Regions from separate parts of the Homo sapiens genome. Here region 2 is linked to region 1. A link is a loop called in an ENCODE intact Hi-C map of the cell type or tissue named here. Cell type or tissue: PC-9. All regions are shown on one strand. Each heading gives the region's core, and the rest is flanking DNA. Links, peaks and the distances in the headings are about the cores only.

What was found. A loop is a pair of places that touch in the nucleus more often than their neighbours do. Peaks named below come from ENCODE experiments on the same cell type or tissue, not always from the same donor. Only the 100,000 strongest peaks of a DNase experiment are listed, where the experiment ranks them.
Region 2: a loop joins it to region 1, with 9 times the contacts of the local background. A loop is called at or near these places in 4 of 110 quality-filtered maps.

Annotation. Positions count from the first base shown.
Region 1 is chr6:100,174,557-100,179,949 of GRCh38, forward strand. It overlaps the pseudogene ARG2P1. Among named protein-coding and RNA genes, the nearest start is that of MCHR2, 180 kb to the left of the region's middle. In PC-9, for the core only: a CTCF peak has its summit at 2,326 (motif pointing right); DNase peaks (open chromatin) are centred at 1,565 and 2,235; H3K4me3 peaks cover 255 bases; H3K27ac peaks cover 1,767 bases.
Region 2 is chr6:100,294,823-100,300,215 of GRCh38, forward strand. No RefSeq gene overlaps it. Among named protein-coding and RNA genes, the nearest start is that of SIM1-AS1, 96 kb to the right of the region's middle. In PC-9, for the core only: no CTCF peak of the experiment used is centred there; DNase peaks (open chromatin) are centred at 2,129 and 2,599; H3K4me3 peaks cover 1,359 bases; H3K27ac peaks cover 4,553 bases.

The DNA.
Region 1 (5,393 bases), core at 265-5,264:
TGGATACTAGTGTAGCACCATTCCAAGAACAATCATTCTGAATTTCTATTTTTCAGAATCATTTAATCAGTCCAGCTCACGAGCAAGTGCCAACATCCATCTACCCTGCACTACCTTCTAGATAGAAAATTCAGAATAAGAGATAATAGTTGTATCCTTAATTTACCCATTCATAGAAAAAGTGTGAGAGTCAAGCATGACATGTTTGTCAATATTTCACCACATAAAAATTAAAACAGCAAGGGGTGATAACAAGTGGAGGAATTTTTAGTGTGGCTACCTGCAGCTGAGTATGTACAAAGCAAGTAAACAGTGGCCCAGTATAGACACAGCTGAGGGCACTTAATTAGTGACAATTACTACATTGTTCTAAGCTGCCTGTAACCTTGCTTTCTCCCTTTAGATAAACTCATTTAAGTAAATACAATGTCAAGAAAATGGACAAGCCCTTTGACTTGCTAGAGAACCATGAAAGTGCTGTATTCTATCAATTAAACATGATTCTTTCTTTTAAGAGGAATTAGATCTAACATTTGCTTCAAAATTTCATACAGCTCTCCACACATTGTGTATATTAGTTCTTTAGTGTTAAATGTGTAGCAAATCGATTTTTCTTTTCAAAAATTTATACTAATAATGATCACACACTAAATCTTTTTTTTTAATTATACTTTAAATTTTAGGGTACATGTGCACAATGTGCAGGTTTGTTACATAGTTATACATGTGCCATGTTGGTGTGCTCTACCCATTAACTCGTCATTTAGCATTAGATATATCTCCTAATGCTATCCCTCCTCCCTCATACTAAATCTTAATGGTTGGAGCCTTTCAGAAATTACTTACCTAGAAATACGTTTTAAGAAACAGTTTTGCAACTCACTGATAAAAAATATTGTTAAAGGGATAAACAATTTGGATGCTTTTCTAATTCATCACATTAAGTGAGAATGGTGTCCAGGCAGTAGTTTGGAAATGCTTTGAAAAAGTCACAAATGAATTACCTTTTAAAAGTTTTTCACTTAACAAACATTTATTCAGAAGCTAGCATATAAATCTTTATTTAACAAACCTCTTTTTAGCAACTAGTACATGCTAGATGCTATAAGCAATAAGACATTGTATCAGCCTTTAATGAACTTATAATCAAAAAAGGCAAAAAGAATAGTGCATAAATAACTGTCATACAAAGAGGAAGGCCAAACTACAAGTCCAACTTCTTCAGTCCTATAGCCACGGCATTCTCAAGAGACAAGGTCCAGGCATTTTGTTCTCCTCTAACATCTGCACCAAACAACTCCTATGTCATCTGAGAGTCAGAGGATGGTGACAGCAGCTCCTCCAGCTCCCTGCCTCCTGCAAAAATGAGCAGAACCTTGTGCATTCACCCTGACAGATAAATGTCTTGCATTTGCTGCTTTTTTCTGGGAAATGTGGTGCATGTAAAATGAATATACTTTTATTTGGGACATTAGTCATGGAATGTGGGGGAGAAGGAGATGTTTGACCTACTTAAATATACTTAAGTATACAAGTTAATTTCTTCACAAACTATTTCCAAACTTCTTTTGTTTGACTTGGCATAGACCCCAGGTGACACCAGGCACGCACAGGAACATGGGAAAAAATGCTTTGTTGGTGGTGGATTCCCTCATGGTTTCACAAAGGAAAGGCATTAAAACTCAAGGAAGGTTTTAAGACTCAGTGTTTAATTTATGAAACCACATTTTAAAAATCCAAGCAGAGTAGTCATTTAATGAGGTCAGAAAGTAAGCTGTAACAACTTTAAGCTGGAATTTTACTGTTGTTCTATCACATGAAGAAATGAACGTTTTCTGTCTGTTAAGGATTTGAGATAAGCGCCTCCCACCAGTTGATACCTGACACTTGCAATCAGCTCACAAGAAAGGGGTGCTGCATCTAAAGCTACATTAACTCTTCAGTAACAGCTCAATCTCACTTATCCATGAAGTTCTGTCCGTGAAGTTTACAAGCACTAGGAACATGTCTCCAAGTTACACACAAGAGTCCTGGCCCTGGGCCCTAAATTACACATGGATCTGGAGCTGAGGAAGGCCTCGAATCTCTGGAATTCACCCTCCTCATCTGCACAATAGGGGCTGCAGTGCATGATCCCTCACAGCTCCATCATGGCCAGGGCAGAGAGTGAGATGTCCCTGTGTCAGTGGTACAGCTTGCTTGACTTCATTCCTTCTCTAGATTAACCATTCAAGGCTACACGATGTCAGGTTGCTCTCTAAGTCTACTGGCAGGGCAATGTATTGTGGTTTTCCACAGTCTTCACAACCAGCAGAGGGAGCGAAAGTGCATAGTAAATCAACTTTAATGAAGTATAAAATCTCTTTAAAAATTCTGTTTCATTAAAATAAAATCTGCTAAATGTGTCTGGGTTGAGAAATTTGACTTGCCTGGTATATTTGCCTGCTGTCTGTTAGTGTTTGTGTGTGGGAAGTCAGAATTTAAAAATTATGGCCACTATAGTTAATAACAATATATTGTATTCTTGAAAATTGCTGAGACTGGAAGCTTCCAGCTGCACTGAGCTCTGCCTCTATCCCAGTGATTCCCCACACTGCCAGTCAAGTCCCTAAGGAACTTGTCTCCTCCAGACGCAAGTGCATTCTATCCTGAAGAAGTCTGGTTGTGATAGGAGCCCCGTTCTTGTAGGGACAGAAAAGAAAAGGAGTGGAACATGGTCCAGCTGCCAGAAGAAAAATTGGATTGATGAAAAGGGTCTCCAATTTGGGCTGCTGCCTGAAAGACTTTGAAAAGTTTAGTTTTACTCCAGTCCCCACAGATGAGCTCTTCAACAACCCTACAGTGAATCTGTGCTCAGTGGCCCAGCCAACCAGCAACTGGCTGAGTTGGTTAGCAGAGCAGTGTTGTCTGGCTACAGCTGCGTCACGGTGAGAGGAGACCCCAGCCTGGCAATTAGTACCATTAGTGGTCATGCCTGGAACTGCCCAGACCTTTGTGTCACTTGGGTTGATGCCCAGAAGACATCAGTACACCCCTTACCACTTCATCAGGAAATCTCCATGGACTATCAGTTTCATTTCTCCTCACAGAACTACAGGGAAAGGTACCAGAACTTCCAGGATTTCCCTGGACAAACCTTGTATCTCCTCCCCAAGTATAGCGTATTCTGATCTAGGAGACATGGACCCTCTGGAACATTTTTTTAAAAGAACAATGATATCTAGTATTTTTCCGTGAGAGACATCAATCCATTTGGCACCCAGGAGGTCATGCAACAGAAATTTGATCTGCTGATTGGCAAAAGACAAAGGTCTGTCCATCTGAGTTTTGATATTGATGTATTTGACTGTACACTGGCTCCAGCTGCAGGAATCCCTATTGTAGGGGGACTGACCTTTCAAGAAGGCATCTATATTACTGGGGAAATACATAGTACAGGGTTGCTGTCAGCACTGGATCTTGTTGAAGTCAATCCTCAACTGGGCACTTTAGAGGAAAGGGCAAAGGCCACAGCTAGCCTGCCAGTAGATGTAACTGCTTTATGTTTGGGTCAGACAAGGGAAGGAGGGCACATTGCCCATGGCCAGATTTTCTCGTTTCCCAGCCAAGTCAGAAAATGAAGTGTGTGTGAGAATTTAGGAAATACTGTGCACTGTTTTGTTTCACAATGGGCATTCCAGAGCTGTAAGGCATTTGAGAATTTGAGAGGACAGGTATTAAGTGCTTATCTGGGTTAATATTGCCTTAATTAGAACACTTGCACATTCCCACAATTGTAGTTTCCCCTCTCCATTTTGGTGACTAATAATACCACTGTAAGTGTGTGTGTGTGTATATATATATATATATATATATATATATATATATATATATATTTTTTGCAGTTCACTGGGTATTAATGCATTGTAGTGCTATGTAAATTTAAAGATGCATAAGCAGCATTCGTTACCTTGGTATATCAAAAAATGGTAAGAAAGGAGATTTTTTAACTGTTTTCACCACAAAAAATAATTATGTGAGGTCATACATATGGTAATTGGCTTGATTTAGCCATTCCACAATGTGTACATATTTCAAAACAATATGTTGTGCCTGATAAATATATGCAATTTTTATTTGTCAACTTAAAAATTAATTAATTGAAAAAATAAATACCAAAAAGCCACAAGAGGAAGGAGATTAAGTCCACCCACACCTACCATTCTGCTGTCTAAAGATAAAGGAGGAGCCAGAGGATGCTGGGCCTGCAGGGAAGGAGGAGACGCGTATCAGCATCCTGGCTGGGAACAGAACTCAAGCCTCTCGACTGGACCCTGCTTTCCTTTTTTCACTCACTTACATGAAAATGGGCTTGGGATCAATAAGAATAATTCTGCTCAAGCTTTCCAATAGAAGAAAAACAGAGTAACCAGCCATGTTCTGCAGCTCTCACAGCAATCCTTCCCTCCAGCTGACTTGCTTCTCATCTGCTACTTTTCATGACGATAACGTGCTCCCGCATTTCATGGTGAAAGCTAAAGTCTTTAAAGTGGTCCGCCAGTCACTACACCACATGGCCTCCCTTTGCCCCTCGGACCTCTGGGTCTCCTCAATTCTCCCACAGCACCAGTGGCCAGTGTGCCTTTCCTGAAGCATGTCAGGCCTCTTCCCACTGAAAGCCTTTGAATTCGCTGTCCCCAGAGCACTGTTCCCCCAGAAGTCTGCATGGCTTAGTCCTTCTTTGTCTACTGAATGTCAACCCTCTTGATGCCCTATTTTAATTGTAAACTATCTGCTTTTCACTTTTCCTCCTCCCTTATTTTTCTCTACCTGACGTTCAGTACATATTATATGTCTTACTGTTTTCCTTATAAGTTCAGAGGTTTCTATCATTTTGCTCACTGTCGTTCAATGAATGACTAAATGAATGAGTCAATGAATTTTAAATTTAATTACATATGCAGTGTTTGAAAGAAAGAAAGCAAGTTTCCTTTAATGAAGGTATCATTATGTGCATATTATAGTTCTTTCGGCCTTACTCCCAAATAATTTTTTAATCGGTAGCTCCAAGATTGCTACATTGATTGAAATTCTAATTATTTGGCTGTGAGCACAAATGTGCTCATAACTTTATCATGTTGACATAAATATCAGTTATTTGGTAAGACAATGCTCCAGTCACCTCCTCCTGCTATAATGTCTAATTATCTATCTTGGGCTCTCACATTCCATTGTGAAAAACTAACATTAGCTCATATATAATAGTCATTCATAGTCTTTGCATGTTTGGTATGTGTGACCAAATGCCCTTTAATAGGTTCCATACTAATATTACATGAATATTAGTGAATTATCTAGTATAAATTTCTACAGGGCCTCTTAAGTAAATATGTATTTAGTTGGTTATGTTTTAT
Region 2 (5,393 bases), core at 238-5,237, 120 kb after region 1:
GTTGTCTTCCATTGAGGTGCCCTCTGAGTCTCCTCCAGCTTCTCATCCTCATGTCTCAGGTAGTTAGCCCTAGGAAGTGGACCCCAGAAAGGGAGAGGAGAGTGGGAAGTTGATTTCTAGATTACTTTCAATGTTCATTAAGTACCTCTTCTTCCTGAGAACGATTCTCTTCCAGTAAAACTCCAGACTTACAGCCGTTCAAAAGACTTTGAACCTTTTTTTTAATTAATTAATTAATTTATTACTATTATACTTCAAGTTTTAGGGTACTTGTGCACAATGTGCAGGTTAGTTACATATGTATACATGTGCCATGCTGGTGCACTGCACCCACTAACTCGTCATCTAGCATTAGGAATATCTCCCAATGCTATCCCTCCCCACTTCCCTGCAACCCACAACAGTCCCCAGAGTGTGATGTTCCCCTTCCTGTGTCCATGTGTTCTCATTGTTCAATTCCCATCTATGAGTGAGAATATGCGGTTTTGGTTTTTTGTTCTTGCGATAGTTTACTGAGAATGATGATTTCCAATTTCATCCATGTCCCTACAAAGGACATGAACTGATCATTTTTTATGGCTGCATAGTATTCCATGGTGTATATGTGCCACATTTTCTTAATCCAGTCTATCATTGTTGGACATTTGGGTTGGTTCCAAGTCTTTGCTATTGTGAATAATGCCGCAATAAACATACGTGTGCATGTGTCTTTATAACAGCATGATTTATACTCCTTTGGGTATATACCCAGTAATGGGATGGCTGGGTCAAATGGTATTTCTAGTTCTAGATCCCTGAGGAATCGCCACACTGACTTTGAACCTTTAAAACAGAACAGAAGCAGGAGTAGGGAAGATTTTCCCCATCTTTCCAGGATCACCAACATACAGAAGTAATAAAAAAAATGTATATAGCTTTTTCTTAGAGAAACATAAAACATTCAGCTCATGTGCTGTTTAAATTAAGAACAAGGAAATGAAAGATTTATTCAACAAGTAAAATAAATATTTTTAAAAGAATTATCAGGCACATTTTATGTCCAGTTTGGGGCAAAGAGTGAGAAGAAGAGTAGGAATGATAGTGAAGTAGAGTGAGGAAGAAGCTGTGTAAAGAGAAATGTGAAGTATAGATGCAGTAAGAAGGAAAAGGGAAAATGAGAGAGAAAAAAGGCAAAATAGTCACTAGGGGAGAGAGAGGGTAGAAGGTTTCCATAGATTGTGAAGTATAAATCACAAGCTTCAGCACACTAGGACCATAGATTCCAGGATGTTATTATTATCTATTTAATAATTCATTCGCTGGACACCCACCACATACCTCTTCTGACTTGGGGCCTCTTCTGACTTGGGGAATATGGTATAAAACAAAACAAAGCACCTCTTTTTTTTTTTTAACTTATAGGTGATAAACAAGAAAATATGTGTTAGACATATTCTATTAAGATAAAAACAAAGCAAGGGAATATTTAGTGACTGAAAACACTGTTTTAGATTATGTGGTCAGTATGGTCTGTGAGGAGATGAAATTTAAGCTGAGATGTAAATAGAGGGAAGAATCTGACTTTGTGACAATATGACAATCACTCCAGGCCAAAAAAACAGGTACAAAGTCCTCAAAGCAAGAAGGGGTTTACCAAGTTAGAGGAAAAGACCAAAGGTGAGTGCGGCTGAGGTATGAGGAAAAAAGAGGCATAATACAATGTAAAAGAGTGATTTTTAGGGCAGTGAAACTACTCTGCATGATACTACGATATTGGATACATGTTATCATAAATTTGTCCAAACCCACAGAATTTACAACACAAAAGTGAACCCTAATGTAAACTGTGGCTCTGGGTGATAATAATGCATTAGTGCAGGTTCATCATTCTGGTGAAGGATGTTGATAATGAGAAGGGTATGCATGTGTAGAGGCAGGGGCTATATAGGAAATCTCTGTATCTTACACTCAATGTTGCTGTGAGCCTAAAACTACTCTAAAAAATAGAATCTATTAATAGTAAATAAAGTCAGAGTGGTAGGCAAGAGCTAGATTATGAAACACTGTAAGGAGACTGCTAGTAGGCTATTGTAATAATCCAAGCTGGAGGTGATAGTGACTCAGACTGGTGTAATGGCTGTCAGAATAATGTGCTTTGGCAAAGAGTCAGTTAATTTACTAATGGGCTGCATGTTACAAATAAGAGAGAGAGAAGAATCAGAGTTGTTTAATGAAATTTGAGATTGAGGAGTAGGTGGCCGATGATGCCATGTACTGAGCTGAAGAAACACAGGGGATGTGGAGGTTTTCTGTTATTGGTTTCAGTTGCATGTAGTGTTGTGGGGCTGGAGAATCAGAAGATCTCTTTGGACATGTGAAGTCTATGGAGCCTATTAGACATCCAGGTGGTGTTGAGTAGGAAGCTGGATATACAGCTCTAGAGCTCTTACTAAAATTCTTAATTTTCGCAATTTCTTTCTCTACAGATTTTCTATACTCAGATACTTTAACATGAGGAAAGTAAACAGGAATAATGGTGAGAATGAATCTCTGCACTGTCACATCATTAATCAAAACAATACTAGCGGCAAGATCTAGATAAAATCAAACTCAGGATCAAAGCAAACACTGAGTCATGAGGTCCATTGTTTCAGCAGAAAGGAAGTACATTCTCTACATGGAAACTTGAGAGGTTAATACCCTAGAAATCTGTAAATACCAAACTGGTCAAGTAAAAGAAAATAGGAAAAGAGATTACCTTAATTTGGATAAATTAACTTGGTGGGAAATACTCTTATCAGAGATGAATGTTTTCTGCAAGGCTTAAGGATTTGGAACACTAATTAAAAGTTACAAAATATGTAGATTTCAAACATATTTGTTATTTTGCTTATGTTGATGTATAAAGCTGATGTCAGTTTCTAGTTAACTATTTTATTAATATAAAATATTATTCATAAGATATCTCACATCAATAGGACCTGATCTCTAAAAGGTCAATTGTGTGTGTGATTTATAGGCATAGCCTGAGCCCAGTGCTCAATGTCTAAGTTAAGATAGAATATTATTTGATTAGTCATATTGTTTTAGCAGTTGAAATAAAATATAAGGAAATATTAACATGACAATAGCAAGCCAAATAGATCTATTTTTATATCTATAGATGAAACACTGCTCCGTAAGATTATATTTGAAATAATTTGTCAATACTTATTAAAAAATTTCAAAGAATACCCCATGCCCCAACACTCCCTCTTCATCAAGAAGCTTCACAATTAGGAGGAATGGAATGTCTGGCAAACTTAATGCATTGTATTAAAGTCTATAAAAAACAAAAAAAAGGGACCGGGCATGGTGGCTCACGCTTGTAATCCCAGCACTTTGGGAGGCCAAGGCGGGCGGATCACGAGGTCAAGAGTTCGAAACCAGCTTGGCCAACACAGTGAAACACCGTCTCTACTAAAAATACAAAAATTAGCTGGGTGTGGTGGCGTGCACCTGTAATCCCAGCAACCTGGGAGACTGAGGCAGGAGAATCGCTTGAACCTGACAGGCAGAAGTTGCAGTGAGCCAAGATCCAAGATTGCATCACTGCGCTCCAGCCTGGGCAACAGAGCTAGACTCTGTCTCAAAACAAACAAACAAACAAAAACAAAAACAAACAAAAAACAAAAACGGGGCCGGGATTGGTGGCTCAGGCCTGTAATCCCAGTACTTTGGGAGGCCGAGGCTGGCGGATCACCTGAGGTTGGGAGCTTGGGACCAGACTGACCAACATGGAGAAACCCTGTCTCTACTAAAAATACAAAATTAGCCAAGTGTGGTGGTGCATGCCTGTAATCCCAGGTACTCAGGAGGCTAAGGCAGGAGAATTGCTTGAACCCAGGAGGCAGAGGTGGTGAGCGGCGATCGTACCATTGCACTCCAGCCTGGGCAACAACAGTGAAACTCCATCTCCAAAAAAAAAAAAAGCAGGCAATTTTTGGCCACCTACATGCATATAGTCAAAAATAATTACCTTAAATGCAGGGAGAAATTTGTTTCAAAGTATTTAAAATATGCTTAATTTTAAGAATTGAGATTAAAAATATGAATTCAAAATGAATTTTGTTGCCTTTAAATAAGCATTATACACTCATATGACTTTCTCACAAGTACAGAAATTGTGTGTGCGTGTGTGTGTGTGTGTTCATAATCCCTTGGAAATTTCTTTCATGTAAGAAACACATACACACACACAGTATTTCCAGAATTCCAGATTTTAAAAATGCAGTATTTCAGATTAAAACCCAGTCTTGAATCTTACGTGTGCATATTCTGGCAAATTTCCTGTATGTATTTTGTATGTACATATGTTTTTGAACATCTGTAATATATAAGACAGAAATGAATGAGGCTGGAAGCTGGTGTGCTGATAGGGAGAGTGTGCCTCTCACAGAGCCTTAGGCTGTACTTATTTCTCTTCTACAATGTTTTCACTTTCCTTTCCACATTAGGCCATATCGGTTAGGGTGTTAGCACTAACCTGCAACAATATATCTCATAGATAACAATACACCCAATCTTTGGACTCTTGGCTTCTCCAAGAAATAGATTATATTGGTATATTTTCCCAATGACTAAAGAAAATAAGGATTTATCTAGATACAGTTCATCACTGTTCAAACCCCTTGTATGAGAACTTTCTAGGTAGTCTTTAGGTTCTTTTCCAAGTATCTGTGACACCAACTACTTTTGAAGAGTGCTAAAATGTTACTTTGCTATTGTTTTACCTGGCAAAAAAATAAAGTTAAAAAATCATATTTGCCATTAATTTATCTTTACTTAACACTAGAAAATGAGCCAAAATGTAATTCATAATGAGAATTTCAGCTAAAGCAGAATGATGGTACTTAGCATAAGACTAAGGTGACAAAAATTTGGTATCATTTTCCTTATACAAGTAATTACTTGTTTCAATCATTGATTTATACAAGTAACTTACAAATATATTTCATTAAGAAGATATCAAATTATACCAAAGTATACTGAGTAAAAATCAATTTTGGATTTAAGGATGTTCAGAGCACATGCTATTATCTTCTCTGCCTACACCAAATCCATGTAAATAATAGCAAATATAAAAGGCATAAAAGTGGAATATGACTGAATGTCCTATTGAATGAATGAAAGGACACATAGCAACACCGAAAAAACAGAAGAAGCATGCCATGCAGGATTTTTTTTTAACACAAATGTGGTTTTTCTACACTAACAACCAATTCTCAGAAACCAACTGGTTGTCCAACCATTCAGTTTAATCCTGACATTAATTAGCTAAAGTTAGCACAGATCCCACAGGTTAAGGCTCGTTCACTTCAGACACTTAAACTGCAAATGGTGTCCCAGGTACTCATACTTCTACCAAGCCAACT